Regions from separate parts of the Mus musculus genome. Here region 2 is linked to region 1. The links are chromatin loops, found by intact Hi-C in ENCODE. Cell type or tissue: gastrocnemius. All regions are shown on one strand. Links, peaks and the distances in the headings refer to the core of each region. The heading gives the core; the rest is flanking DNA.

The links. Hi-C counts contacts between places; a loop is a spot of excess contacts. Peaks named below come from ENCODE experiments on the same cell type or tissue, not always from the same donor. Only the 100,000 strongest peaks of a DNase experiment are listed, where the experiment ranks them.
Region 2: a loop joins it to region 1, with 3 times the contacts of the local background. A loop is called at or near these places in 4 of 42 quality-filtered maps.

Annotation. Positions count from the first base shown.
Region 1 is chrX:11,626,421-11,634,121 of GRCm38, reverse strand. No RefSeq gene overlaps it. Among named protein-coding and RNA genes, the nearest start is that of Gm34187, 97 kb to the right of the region's middle. In gastrocnemius, for the core only: a CTCF peak has its summit at 4,006 (motif pointing left); DNase peaks (open chromatin) are centred at 1,876, 2,353 and 4,051.
Region 2 is chrX:12,152,042-12,159,742 of GRCm38, reverse strand. It overlaps a transcript of Bcor not described here. Among named protein-coding and RNA genes, the nearest start is that of Gm46687, 63 kb to the right of the region's middle. In gastrocnemius, for the core only: CTCF peaks have their summits at 2,010, 3,702 and 6,189; DNase peaks (open chromatin) are centred at 1,998, 3,642, 4,752 and 6,160; H3K4me3 peaks cover 2,449 bases; H3K27ac peaks cover 2,559 bases.

The sequences.
Region 1 (7,701 bases), core at 1,463-6,462:
CTGTTCTTACAGAGGACCTGGGCCCAATTCCCAGTATTCACATGAGGGTGGAAGTGTGGTTCAAAACCACCTCCAACTCCAGTTCCAGCGATCCACTGCCCTCTTCTGGACGCCACAGGCACTGCATGCACCACATGGTGTATGGACTACATGTAGGCAAACCACACAGACATACAAATAGAGGTTAAAAAAAGATACTCTATCCCGGCATGGTAGTCCACGCCTTTACTCCCAGCACTTGGGAGGCAGAAGCAGGCATATCTCTGACTTCCAGGCTAGCTAGCCTGGTCTATGGAGCGAGTTCTAGGACAGCCAGGGCTACACATAGAAACCCTGTCTCCAAACCTGCCCCCGCCAACACACACACACAAAGGGTATTCTGTACAGAAAGGCAGAGCCTCTGTCTCATTCATCTCAGTGGCTTCGATGCCTACAGCAGCACCAGAGCACACACTAGCAACCAATGACTGGATTCTTTTAGTACTGACTTTGAGAACTAGTTTACCATAGACACTGTTTGGAAACTCATTCTCCTTAGTCCTCTCCTAGTGTTCTGGATTGGAATGAACTCTGGAAAAGCCTGGCTTGCTGGGATTGAAAAGATATCTACCAGCAATTTTCAAAGAAACCACAAATTAATTTGGCCTTAAGGCCCATGTTTTACTCATTAGTCAACTGGCAGATGTAAAAGATGCTGTAGAAGGGGAAGAGCAAAGACGTGGAAGGCTTGAAGGGAGGATGGGAAATGGAATCACAGGTCCTCAGGTGAGCGTGAAGAGCCCCATGCTGGTTAGGAAGGGGAACTCTTCAAGAGTTGAAGGTTTGAGTGGGGACAAAATTATGATCAGTTTTCGGGAGGATTAAACTAAGGGGATGCTGTTTGGAGAAGGGTGGGGGTGGGTAAGTGTAAGGAACTGTCTGGGCAAAGACATGGAGCTGGGACATATAATGAATTAGGCTCCTCGGTGTGGGTGTGGGTTGAGCACCTTGCCATATTTGGAAAAACAAAACAAAACAAAACAAAACAACAACAACAACAAAAAACGGCACCGCTCACTAAGAGATCTCTCTTCCTTGACCCATGGGCAGTAGGTAGGAGATTACATGCCCTCTATTATCATTAGATGACCTACTTAGGAGCTGGGGAAGCAGCTCAATAGTAGAGCCCTGGGTTCAAGCCTCAGCACTATAAACAAACAAAATTAGCCCAACGGCTAAAAGTGCTTGCCTTTTGGGGTAATTGAACATAGGCCTGGACTATGCTGAGCAAGCACTGTACTGTCCTGAGCTCTGTTCTTAGACCTCCTCTCATTTCTTTTAATTCAGGGGTTCACTCTATAGTCCAGGCAGGTCTCGAACTTGAACTCCTCCTGCCTCAACCTCCTGAGTAGTGGAGATTACAGGCCTCTGCTATCAGATCCTGCTGAGAGGAAAAGAAATCTCTTGATGGCAGTTTACAGAGACACAGATGAGATGGCTCATGTTAGGTGAAGCAGGAGGACACTGGCCACAAGCTGCACACCTTGGCCCTCCACTGTTTTGCCTGTGTGACCCTAGGCAGGCTAACTTAACTTCATTGAGGCTCAGCTTCTTCCCTTGTAAATTGTAGAGGCGATCTACCTGAGAGGCTGGTGGGTGGCTTAAGTGAGGACACATACTGACAGTGTGAGAACTGTGCTGTCCCCAACGTTCTAGTTTAATGAGACGTTACCACAATATCTTGCCCACATGCTGTAGAAGTCTGAGCTCAGCTGTCAGTTACCCGGAGACACACAGGTCTAGAGTCCGGGTTTTGAGCTCTTGGGCTTAGCTCCTCCACCCACGGGCTCCTCTCTGCCTGAAAGCAGATGGTCGGGGAGACAGACAAAGCCAGACAGGAGAAGCAGCAACTTGCTCTTGAACCAGCTGACAACCCCCCCTCTCTCCTCCCAGCCTCACCCTAGGCCGGGAGCGCGTGCTGGGAAGAGGATTAAATCAATGGCAATTCACATCTCTCCAGAAACCGGCTCCCTGATCCGAACTAATAAGCAAATCATTAGTGAATTAGGGCTGGGGAGGGCTCAGCGCAGCGTTCCTTCTCCTCTGGCTGAACGTACAGCGACAGGCGTCAAAACCCCAACCACTTTCCTAGGCGACCTTGAGATGATCACACCACAGAGGCTATTTTTGTGCTAAAACAACAACCGCGAGACCCCCTTCCCAACTCAGCCAGATCCCAGAACCTCCGGAGCTACGACAGGCAAGCTGGACCTTTCTTCCTCCTACTGCAGCTAACCACAGCCAATGGCACGAAACCTTGCCTTCCTTACCGTGCTGTAAACCCTGAGTATGTTTGCAACAGTGAGGACAACCAGAAGCCAAACTGCCTTCCCCTCCCCCAGCCCTGGGCACAAACTTGGCCCCCTTGCTTATTTCCTGGTGAAAGCCCATTATCTCTCATTTACATCTAAACTAGCTTTTCATACTATTTTAAAGGCCGCTCCTCCCCTTCTGTAATCTCCCTGTGCATGAATTAAAAGTTGATTCTTGAAACGCACAAATCTTGGGGGCAGTTTCTTTTTCCTCCTTATTTGCATACGCTGTTTTGGACTAACCCTTTTATTTCCTCCCAATTATGATTTCTGGTGTGTTTTCCAGAGCTTTACAACATGGCATCTGATTATACACAAAGCTTCAGAATAAAGCCCTGTTTTTCCCTTCATTAACGACACAAAGGATGGCTGTATGATCCACACAGCACTTTGTGATTTAATACAGCTTACGCTCTAAATCGCACCCGGCTTGGGCAAAGCAGATTTGGGAGTGAATCAACGCATTTTCTTGCTGCCAGGAGCTCCCTTGCAGATTCCAGCAAATTCTTTCACCACACGGAATTAGCATTTGATTAAGCTCTGCAGACACGTTCAAACTTTTACCACTGAGTCCTGGCAGGGTTGTAGTAATCTGCCGAGAAGGAGAGGCATCTAGAACAGCCACGACTACCTGACCTGTCCCCAACAGATTGAGGGAGAGGGTACCTGAAAGTGAGCAGAGGGTGTGTGTGTGTGTGTGTGTGTGTGTGTGTGTGTGTCTGACAGTGAGGGGCGTTGGATGTCTACTTGAGTTAGGACCTTTCTTTCCTACACTTAACCCTGGACAAGCTTTCTCACTTAGCGTGCTTTCTAACGGAGCACTGCAATGATAGTTATGACTTAGGACTCAGGAGGCATATGACCTTCAACTAGAACCTGCCTGGTCTCAGGTTCAGGGAAATGGGACTCAGCATCCCTGTCGAGTCCCAAGGTCCTTTGGCTGGAGTTGCTTCCAGGACGGCTTCCAGCTAAGCTTCCCAGAAGCCTGAGTGGAAAATCTCGTCCATTTCCATTATGCAAATACAAGAAGCGGAAGTTTATCAAACTGGGGCTTTGTACCTCGAAAGTGGGTGTGCCAGCATGGGGGGCTATAAAGGCTTTATTGCCACAAGTTTGGGGTGATTGCTTCCCTCGCAAATGCCGGGAGCAGGATTGAATTATGCAGGTCTTCCAAACAGGTGGCAATAAAAACTTTACAGTCTCCCACACCATCACATATTTTGTTTATGCCTCTTAGGTGTCTTATTTTGTTAGAGGCTTTTTCTTCCTTTTTTTTTTTAACTCTTCTGTTACTATGGAAACAGAAATAGGTGGAGGTGTTTCTGGCTACCTGTTTTGGTAGATGGAACGCAAGTGAACTATCACTGGGCACTCTGATAGATGGAATAACTGACGTCTGGGGAGGGTAGGAACTAATTAGTTCTGGAATATCATAGCTCTTGAATTCTTTCTTTGGGGAAGAGAGGGAGTGAAGGGGAACATGTCCATTTCACAGATGGTAAAACAGAGGGACAAAACAGGTCTTTTTTGCAGTCAGCAAGCCAGAAGAAAACAGCAAAAGGGCCAAGAAACTTAGTGTCTGGTTTTCTAGGGCTGCAAAGCCAAAATTAGTGATGCCCTTTTGGTAACCTGAGGTCAGACTGCAGTGACATCTGCTGGCAGAGACAGAAGTGGCCCTAGCAGGATTTTCCGTTGCTGGCAACTGCCAGGCCAGGAGCTTGTGGGTCTGTCTGGTTCCCAGTGTTGGCTCCTAGGTGACTTCCTTGGCTGGGAAAGAGAGTTGCACAGCCCTCCCCTTGTCCTGACTGAGTTAAGAGAAGCAGAGTGAGATGGTGAGTCATGGATGTTGTGAGGACTTGGGTCCAGATCCCAGATACCCTTCCCTATTCTAGAAGGTACAAGTCACTGGCCGGTGGGAGGAAATATCCAAGATAGGTTTGTTGGTTCTTGTTGCTAACCAGAGAGTTCTCTCGCTTGGGGGTCCTGGGTCTCTTTTTGGAGAGGTTCCAACTCTTATTTTTTACAGGAAAACTAGGATGAAGAAGGCAGTTAAAGGCAGTTCCAAGGAATTCGAATGATGCCCAGAGACATTGTCAGCAACTGCAGAGAAGAGGAGCCCCTGAAGGGAGAACATGTCCCTTGGGGACACTCATGTACACGATGGCATCCTCACTAGAATGAGGAAGTTGGTGGGGGAGCTCACTGATATTAAGGAAGATCTTAGTTCATAACCTCCCTGTAAACTTGACAAATACCCAGTCCTACCCTGAGTCTTGGCTTCCCCATTTAAGAGAGCCTGATTTTATTACTGTCCTAGCTCTGTGCCTTGGAGACATGTGATAATCATCTACATCTGTAGACTATGACACCCAACAAAGGGCTGTCAGACATTCCTGTTTACCTGGGATGTCCTATGTCAGTGACATCCTTGCCTGTTTTGGATAACTGGTTAGGCCTAGGAAGCTCTGTCTAACCATGTTAACCTATGGCAATGGTTCTCCAACACTGTGTAGACCTGGGCTGGTTCGGCAGCAGCTTGTTACCCTGTAAATGACAACCTAACACAGAAATCAAGAAAAGACATTTTAGAACTTCAATGTGTCAGAGCCATTCTATGTCCTATTGACTCCAAAGGCCATTAAAACTTAGGGTTTAAAAATATGGAATCCCCCGTCCTATAGTTGTTCATTTTTTGTTGTTTTTGTTGTTGTATTTCACAAGAGATTTGTCTGTGAAAGTTTCGGGGAGGGGAGTAACCTAACAAGAAATAACAGGTCCTTCACCACAAATCATTTGAGAAGCACTCTCTTGTGGGGTCCTTTGGCTAGCTTCCTATAGCTTCCTATAGTGAGCTGTCCCTGCCTCTGGGACATCACTTGGGCAGCTAGGCACAGCTAGCTATTTTCTCACCAAATGAAGTTGTGAATGACCGTCTCTGTCAGAAAGGCCTGTTCCATGCTGCTGGCCAGGCTGGCCATAGTTTAATGGGGGATATTCATCCAGCTGTTGGTGCTCTCTTAGCCTCACTGGGACACACCTGCCTCCCAAGGTGGCTCCTGAGACCTCTGTTCTCTCCATCTTCCCAGGCTTTGAAAGCTGGGTGAGAAATCCAAAAGGCCCCCTCCCAGCTCTCTTTTGGTTCTGCCCTAAGTGGACCTGAGTGAATGGAAGGAGCTATTGAACAAGCAAATGAGCTTTCATGATCTACTTCATTAGGCTGTGAATCCCTGGACCTACTATCCACACAGGCCCAACTTAGGCTTGTTTTTCATCTGTGTGCATCACTTCAGGGGTCTGCCCCTCCTTATGCTAGGCCCATTCCTATGGACCTACTTGTCCAGGTGCTGTGTCCTGTAGTACACTCTTTGGGCTGAGCCTGCAGAATTTGGTGGGGGTTGTTTATGATTGAAAGGTTGTGACTTAAAGCCAGTTATCTCTCTTAGCCTCTCTCCTCGGAATCTGGTAGGCCACATCATACATATTAAGTTGTTTGTAGTACTGGTTATGATCGAAGTGAGGAAGGGCCCCCAAAACATTCTTAGGAATTGAGATCTGATTTTGTTTTCTACTTTCTGTGGTCTTGAGAAATTAAAGGTACAGCTTCCATGATCTTGTATGTAATCTGGGGATTACAAAAATCTCCTTCATATGCTTGCCCTAGATAAAAAAAAAGGATGCTGGGGGGAGAGGCATACAGTGGGGACAGGACACATCAGCTATTTCAGAGTTCTCTCCTTCCTACTTATGATTTCTCCTCCCCTGCCTCTGTGGATTTGCTTTCTCCGGGAAAGGCCCGTTTGCCATGCTTCTCTGCTCCACTTTCACCAGGGGACTCAGCCAGTAGGTTGACCCAAAGGTATTTTGTGTAGACAAATGGGTGCCTTCTTCTGGTGCATGGCGGGGAGTGTTTGTGGATGACTGCACATGGGTGGGTAGGCACCTTCCATTTCCCCATCATGTGACCCAAGCTCTCAAGGCCAATACTAGTATTCTTTCTATGCACCATTGGCAGGTTCTGGACAAGAAAGGTAGTCCAGTTGAGTGCACCCTCTGACCACTACTCAACCTTTGGGTTCTTTCAAACTGTTACATGACCTCATTCCTAAGCTTGCCTGGAGCCAGTGTATTTTTTCAAGTATGCAGATAATCTCTTTCCCTGTATGTTGCTAATTTTATAAATTGTATTTGCATGTGTTTTTTTTTTTCTCTTTCTATCTTTAGTTTCGTCCCCTCCCTCCCTGCTCCTGGTAGAACATCCCCCACGGCCTTTTACCTTAGTCAGCCTGTTTGCATGATTCCAGCATTAAAGAAAAAAAAAACAAATAAATATAATCCAGAGGAGGAGTAGCAATAAATCAAGCCATTATATTAATTATTGTCGTGATTGGAGTTCTCCAGAGCTGAAAGGTAATAGGGGCGATGCATATTTTAACACCTATTTAATGTCAAACTCGGTACTTTTAAAGCTTTGCGTTTTATTTGACTCTTCATCCGAAAAGTTCTCCAAGACACTGATAAGTCTAGAAAAACCTAATGGAGATCTACTGAGCAGCTGCCAGACACTTGGCTGACAGTGTGAGTTCAGCTGGTGTTTCCTGAGCTGTGCTAGAATTCACAGAAGGGTGGTGCCAAGTGCTTATGGCTCCACACCTTTGATGATTAGTGTTTGTTGTTGTTGTTGTTTTTTGTTTTGTTTTTTTGTTTTTTGTTTTTTTGTTTTTTTTGTCCTGTTGCTGTGAGAAGATACCTGAATTAAGCGATGTAAAGGAAGGAGAGGCTCACTTTCTCCCACGACGTGAGGGTCCAAGACCATCATGGTGGGATGTCGTGGATGGTGGAAAACGAAATTGGTCCCTGTGCTACAGGAAGCAGGGTGTGATGAGTGCAGTTGTCCAGCTTACTTTTTCTGTTTTGCTCAGTCCTGGACCCACCTACCTTCAGGATGGTCTCCCCCTCACTCCCCCCACACACCCCCCACCCCCGATTCAAATTAAACCTCTCTGAAAACACTTTCACAAACACGCCCAGAGGTGTGTTGCCATGGTGATTCTAAATCCGGTCAAGTTGACAAAGAAGATTAACCAACCCAGTTCTCAACCTCCTGCCCCAGCATGCATTGCAGCTGTGCTCTCTTTCAATAAAGTGCGACTGTTTCTGGCCACACTCTGGGTGTTTCAGGTACTACTGTAAGACAAATTACTTTCAAACTTAGCAGCCTGAAACCATTTATTAAAATCCTTGCAGACTCTGCTCGCTGGCAACGGAGACAGAACCCAGCAGAAACGGCTTGTCTCTGCTTTAGGGTGCTTGGAGTGTCACCGGGAAGGCTCAGAGTCTGAGGGCTGGAGCC
Region 2 (7,701 bases), core at 1,787-6,786, 530 kb before region 1:
CGGCTGGAACAGCCATCCTTGCCTGAGTCCCAGGGGCGCCCCCACTACGCTTGGGGGAGGGTGCATCCTGCAGGGTACCCCAGTCCGAGGGCGACAGAGGTGGCTTAGCAAGATGTGAGTCAGTGGCGCGCACGAATTCACACCCTTCCCCGGGGGGGGGGGGGGGAGAGAGAGAGAGAGAGAGAGAGAGAGAGAGAGAGAGAGAGAGAGAGAGCGAGCTAGCCACTTTGGGCCTCCTCGGGAGTGTTATGGGGGTTGATGGGGGATACTGGAGAGAAACCACCTGCACCACTGAAGCCTGTGATGGCTTCGCGGCCGGGTGGATTGGGCCGTACACGTGCACAAAGTGGCGCGTAATACTCTTGCGTGGGAGGGTTAGGGACACAAACTTGGTCACCTGCCAAGAACCCTTAGGAACTTTGGTGTCGCTCTCAGCCTCCAGTGCCCTGGAATATACTCCTCTTTCTAGGGGAGTCCACGATGCTCAGATCTGAGGCTTGGAAAGAGTGTAGTAGTGTGGGCTAGCCTGGGACGAGAAAGCCACCCCCGTTCCTCTCACGAAGGCACAGAACAGTTGTCTTGCAAAGTTTCCTGTACTCCTCCCCACACAGCCCAGTTGAGGAAGGGTGGCTCTTCCGGAGGTGAGGGAGGAGGGAATAGTCTCGAAGCTAGGACTGGTGCATTAGTTCCTTTAACTATGACCCTGGAGCGCGAGGGACACCCGGGTCCCCGCGTGTTGGTGTTCCTTCCAGACACTACACCTCAGGCCACTGTAGCGTCTGTTTATGGTTGCGACAGCGGGTGCTGAGCAATGTCTGGGACAACAAGAGACGCCATTTGCATCCCCCCCCCGCACCCCTGCAGGTTGGCAGGGGCGGGGGTGTCGCCCTGCACGGAAGCGCATTTCTGGCAGTGACACTGATTAGATGCCGTGCCGCTACGTGCACGGAATCGGGGTGGGCCTTCATCACTCCTGTTCGCCACTCACTCTTCTGGTGGGAAAGTTGTGGGTTCCCCCCCACCCTTCCCTCTCGCCGCACAGCTGCTGTCTCCGGGGGCGGAATTAGGAGACCGTGTTAGCTCAGCCAGGAGAGAGAGGATCTCGCCGGCCTCGGAAAGCCGCCGGGCCCGGGCCTCGAAAATCCAGCCCTGGCTTTGCGTCGAGCTGCCGAGTGCGGCGCTTACGCGCCCGGCCAGCCGAGGCCTGGTTTCCATCTGCCCCCTTCGCCTCCGTGTTAAGTTCGCCGGGGAAAACCCAACGATCCGTGCAAAGCCCCTCGGAAGAGCGCTACCCCCACCCCAGCCTGATCCTGACCGATGGAAAAAATGACAGTATAGGTCAGAACAGGCTGCCCGGGAGTATTAATGTGGCTGTCTCTGTTCCCGGTGCTAGGGGAGGATGGGCGCCTCGCCAGGAAACCGCCGGGGGAGGAGCCATGAGGGCCGCCTGCCCCTCTTGAGGCTAGAAAACGTGGATTCTCACAGGGACCAAACAAATGTGGTTAGACAGCTACGGGAACTTATCCCAGTTAAATATGGATCCATCGTGTGTATTTCAAGCGACATTCCCTCCCCCACAATCAAATACACTGATTCAGTTAAAAATAAGACGAAAACAGGTTAGTCTGTAGATGCGAACCTTGCTGTCTACTTATCATGAGACATGTCTTCTGGAGGTTCTGACCTGAACCCAATCATCTTGGTACAATGTGTCCTAAGGTAAAAGAGTCCCCGTTACGCTGCACCTTCGAGAAATCTTTGATTAATAGAACTCGAAGAGACTATTTTAGTTGTAGTTTCTACTTGATGCTGCTTACTCTTCCTTGCACACTCCTGCAAGGTTGTTTGTACTTAGCTCTTACAACCCACGTTTCTCTCTTGCCTTTCTTTTCCTGAGTACGTGCCGGGTGCGGGCAGGAGGAGGCCACAGAACTATGCTGCTGCCAAGGCCGCCGCCCTCGGACTCTCACTTGCGCACCACGCGGCCTCCGAGGAGGGGAGATGTGAACTCTCCGGGTGGCGCTCGAGAACTGGAATTCTGCTTTGAGTCTGAGGAATTTGTTTCAGAGGCAGATCAGTCACAGCTTGGAGGGGGCGGGGGTAGATAGAGACTGTACAGGGCAAGCTCCAGAGGTGACCCAGGCTCTAAGGAGCGAACCGTAGAAGCGTCTGTGTTCTTTGTCTTTCGCGGGGCTGGCAGCCTGGCATTCACAGCTCAGATAAGGATCTACTAAGAGCCACAGCCCATCGCCAGCACATTTAAGTGATTAGTCTACCGCCGGTAGCCACTTAGGAGAAATGTCTTGTCTTTGAGAAAGAAAAAAAAAAAGCGGCCTCATGTTATGAGTTGTATTGGACCCTTCAGACCCTTCTTTGCTGCCTGCACACATCTCCCTACCGTGCCAGACAGTAAGGAGAGCCTTTCCTAGATAGGAATCTGACCAATCCTGTTCACATGAACATTATTTATATTTGGGTGTCAGTAAAATGTAGTCCACTAATGGCAGAGGACTTTCCTTTCACCCAGCCTCACCAAGAACGAGGTAGCTTGGAATCGCGTCTTGAAAAATCACCTTGAACAAAGGTGGGCTAGGAGAGTATTTCTGAAAGACCCCTGCTGTGTCCTTCAAGACCGCGGGGAGAGTGTAAAGATGCGGTGTCTGATCCCTGCCTGGAACTTGACAGTAATCCAAACGAAATGAATGCCAGCAGAGAGCCCAGTCCCCAGGCTTGGCTAGCTCTTCCTTACAGTTCTAGCACTCGGGAAACTGAAGCAGAGGATTGCCTTAAAGCCCAGGCCCACCTGGGATCCAGCGTGAGACTGTAAGGGCTGGGGGAAGCTACTCTTTCACACCACCAAGTCAGGCCTTTAAGGTTAAGGAGTCAAGAGATAGTTTGAGGCCATTTTTGCTTTAACTATCTTGTGGACAAAAACAGTGAACGTACTCTCCACTTTGCCCAAACATGCCTCCCGAGAGACCTGGGGTAACTTTAACTTCGGGGGAGAGTGCCCCCCCCCCCTTTACCCATAGGAAGGGAATACAATAATACCCTAGCAAGCATATGTGGCACTGGCGTGGTCTACACACAGGAAGCCTATTCTCCTCTGACCAACTCTATTATGAGGTGGACACTAAGACTGCTTTCCTTGCCTTAATTGTGTCGCCCCTGGGGTCCAGAACTGTTAAGCAGCTTGCCCAAAGCCCTAAGAGGGCCGTGTGGCCTCTCCCACGCTGTAGCCTGTGTGATTTAAGGGTTTTCCCCCCCTAAGGGAAAAAACCTCCCTCCCAACCCTCCCAAAATTTTGTGGCTTAAGATGCCCAACATCTTTGGCTGCCCCCCCCCCCCCGCCGGCGCAAGGAAAACTCCAGACTTAGGTAACAGAATCTACTGTGACTCGTGACTCTGCAGCACAGAAAGGGCCAAGGGAGACAGTGCAAAGGCCCCTAGCCCACCTAGCCGCATAGCATCCGGCAGTCACGTCCGCCGGAGGTGACTAGGGCCTGGGGGTAGCCGATTGCTCAGGAACTCCTTATCGCCTATCTTCAGTGGTCCTGTGAGGCTTAGGTAAACGGCCACCCGCGGTGGTGACTGGTTCGTGCAGGTCCCCCGTCTCCAGGCGCGCCCCTAGGCTCCTCCGGTGGGTCTGGCTAGATGCCCAGTGGCGCCTCCAGAAGCTCCGGTCTTCTCTCCACTTGAGGCGCCAGCCCTGAGCTAAGCTCCCCTGCTTGGAGCTGGAGAGCCCAGTTGGGACGGCTGGATCCGGTTGTTTGCCCTCAATCCAGCCCGATTACCACCAGCTCCCTATTCCCCCGAGCGCGCGCACAAACACGCTTTCCAAGCGCGCTCCAGGCCTCCACTTTCCCTTCCTCTTCCTGGCTCGCTCTGGTGCTTCGAAAGCTCGCGGCGATTGTTTGCTTCGAAGAGTCCAGGTGGGGAAGGCTGTGCCCCTCCCCCCCCCCCCCAGCCCGCATAAGTGCACACGCTGTTAAAGCCTGGGGCGCACAGCCAGGCCTATGGACTCCCTTGTCCCCCGAGAAGTGGCAGCTGCTAGAGAGGATCGATTCTACCCGTGCTTCCGAGAGACACAGGAGTAAAAATAGGAGACCTTAGCCTGTGTCTGAATTTGGGGACGGGAGAGTAAATCCTATCTCCCAAGAGGACTAGTAGGTTTGCACCGCACAGCTTATGTGGACCACAGTGTGACATCCCTACGTGTTCTGGAGAGGCTGAGCGGCCTAGGCGCACTTGGGGGCTTAGTGGTTTGGGGACCCTGGGAGAGACTGTCAGAGGGGGGGCGGAGCAGGAGTCCTCACTCCTCAAGGCAGAACACCTTTTTTGGAACCTTGAAACCCAGGGGAGCCGCTGCCATCTTCCAGTCGCGAGTCGCTCCTGAATGTTTCTTTAAGGCTCCTTCCCGGGTCGCGGCTCTCTCGCTTTCCACAGGCTAGAAAGATAAAGTCAGGGCCGGGGGTTGGGGTGGGGGACTGGCTCACACAACTGTGCTCTCGACTTTGCCTACCAAGTTCACTGTGGTCCCAGAGTGTACCCCTCCTCCCCAGGCCACACCTCGATGGGGGCCTGTCCTGTTTCCTTCCTCGTTGGTTCAAATCTCGAGTTTCATGGAGAGAGGGCACATTATATTGCCAAAGTCACTAAGTGTCCCCCCCCCCCCAAAGTCCCATAAGGATAACCTAAACACAGGATTCCCACACCCCGGGCTGATCCTTCCTCGCCTCCTGGGATTAACTGGACTCACAGGTCCATAAAACACTTCCGGCGGGGCCAGAGGGTCTGTCTGCAGAAACACTTTAAAATAGCCCTCCGTGGCCGGGAGTCGGAATTGACACAGACAATTCCTGTTTTTTTTTTTTTTTAGGCTATGAAGGGAAATCGTCTGAAGCGGGGGGGGGGGGGGGGTAGGGTAGGCAGCTTCCAGAAAACAAACCAAACCAAAACAAAAACGATGCACCATTTTAACCAAATGACACTGATTCAGGGTAGCATGGGTATTCAACGGGAGCAGACAGGTTGCACCTGGCTTCTGACCACACTTCAATGATGAACACAAACACTTTGAAACTTGGGGGCTAGTAGAGGCAGCCTCCCCCTCTGTGAGAGTTAACACTACCTCTGCCCTCCTTAAGTAGATTGAAGAGGCTGGAAGTATTAAAGTGCTTTGCAAAGGCAGCTTGGCCCGTCCATTTCGCTGTGGTCAGGGTCTCTCCCACACATGGAAGGCACCAGAGCTTTGTTAATTAAGAAGTAGAACTAAGACCACCCCCCCCCCATCCCTGCAAGGCTATGGAAGATACAGTCAAGCCCAAAGCACGTTCAGACCAGGAATCCCCACCCCTTTCTTTTACATCACTTCGAATTAAGTTTCTGAAGAATGGGCGAATCTTTGGAATGCTCTAAGAAAAATTCACCATTAAAATTCGAGGTTAATGAGAACGAAAATAGTCCTTTAAAATGGATTAAACCACATTTTAAGACAAGAACCGGAAGAATATAAATTCAAAGTAGCTTCTTGGCCTTGTCCCCCTAATGTAGGTCTGGAGAGCAGATGCTGGTAGATAGCCCACCCACCACACACACACACACACACACACACACACACACACATACACACACACAATCTGGGACCGGGAAGTAGGACTTGACAGATTTGAACAGCAAGGTGATGTAGGTCTGCTGGGCGAAGACCAGGAAGCTAGGCAACGACTTGGCTTAAAATGAATATGAAAAGAAAGACTTAGGCCTGCTGGTGTTTCCTGGAGGCCTAGAACTACTCAGAATGGGGAGGTGAGGGGTGCTCTGTAATCTTCCCTGAAGGATTCAAGCAATCCTACTGGCCTGGGGTGGTGGCCAGGTGCAAAAGGGATAAAGGCCTAGGCAGAGCTTTAACCCAACCTCTCTAATTTGGCGCGGGGTGGGGTTAGAGGTGATGTAGTGGAGAGTCTCTGCTTGAGCTCCACGGGCCTCCCTCTCACTTCCTTGGCTACGCGCGGCCTCTGGCTAGGACTAACCAGCCTCCAGCTCACTGTCCTAAACCCTAAGCCCTTCCCGCCTGGATGCCCAAGCTGGATCCTCAGGCTTCCCCGTGCCTGGCAGCCTCGGCTCTTCCCCTTTGTGATTTAACCGAGGTTCAGAAAGCTTGTTTACCTCGGCAGCCTTGGGCGACTCGGTCTGCGGAAAAAGCCCCTAGGCCAGCGCCGACCAGTAGGGGGGGATTGTCTTATAGATTATTTTTCCTCCTGGTTTTTGTTTTGTTTTGTGTTTTTTAAACCAGAAGGCGAGGTTGGAGAGGGGGCGGGGTGGCGTGTTGCTGCTGTTTTCGAGAGCACTGTATTTGAAAGAGAAACAAAAGCCGTTTGGGAGGTAGCAAGGCTGTTTTTACATATAAAAAAAGTGCAATGAATACCTAGGGCCCCCAGCAGTGATAAACTAAACGCTCGGCGGATTTCGACTATTAGCAGTTAATCTGTTATCTGCGGTCACCAAACAAGTTCTAGGGCTCGGAGGATGCCGAATTCCTGTTCCAATTGAGCCGGGATCTGTTGGGCACATCCAATGCCCATAGTTTCTTCCAGTGCAAATCCAGTTTTGGAGAACTGGGTTTCCCAGATGGGGCACTGATTTGAGGTCTCATTAGACTCTCTTAGGCAGTCAAAGATCTGCTTGCATCGCCGCTCGAACTCACGTCCTGCCTGTGATTCAGAAGTGTGTTTAAAATGGTTACACACACACACACCCTTAGTTTCTCAGGCCTGTCAATTTTGCACGTAGTAGGCCTCCAAAAATATTAGCAATGTACGATAGAAACTAAAGTGAATCTCTGGGCCTGGAAGACAGACTGATACACAGCCTCGTCCTGGGAAGACTATTGGGGTGCCCAGATCTTCCCTTGGGCCGCTGCAGCCTGCGTTCATCTTCGGCCTCCGCGGGCCAGGGCGGGCGGGGTAGGCCAGAAGGCACTAAGCGCCTGGAGCCTGCACGATGATAAATATTGCGCAGACAGCCCATAAATAATTTGCATTATGTTCAGCTGACAACGCAGGGCGATTAATTTTAATAGCTACATATTTGCCTGGGCTGCTGCTTTCGTAGGCCCGGTAATGAAAGGCGAGAGGCCGCCCTGGCTCCGTGCTCATGGTCCCGGAAGGCAGCCGGGAGGAATGGGAAGAAGGCCCGATGCGGTTTCTCCTCCAGGCAGTCCCCAGGGATCCCGGGTTCCTGCCCCTCTCCCCCCCCCCCCACCCCGGCCCTCTCCTCAGTGTAGAAGTGGGGTGCGTGTGAAGCCCAAGTAACCCCGAGGCCTCAAGCAACAGGAGCCACCATAATGACGCTGCAATTTGTCTGGGTTGGGATAGCCACTTGTGGAAGGGAGATCCTGCGGGGGGCGGGGGGACATGCTCTCCACCCAGACCAAACCCCGAGTGAATTCAGGGGTGTAGGGGGTCACAGTCCGCTTTGGTCCTGGGGAAGTGCTGGTATTTTCCAATGCGCCTGCCTATTTGCCAGTAGATCTTTAGCTTGGCGAGGGCTTTGCCGACCTCAGGGCAGGAGCAAGGGGCAAAACAAAGCCGTGGGGTCCGCGTATCCTGACCTCTTTTTGGGTTCAGAGTCCTCTCTGCCCATCCCGCACCCGGAGGGAACCCCCACCCCCATATTACTGGCCGCAAAGGCCCATGGAAAGGA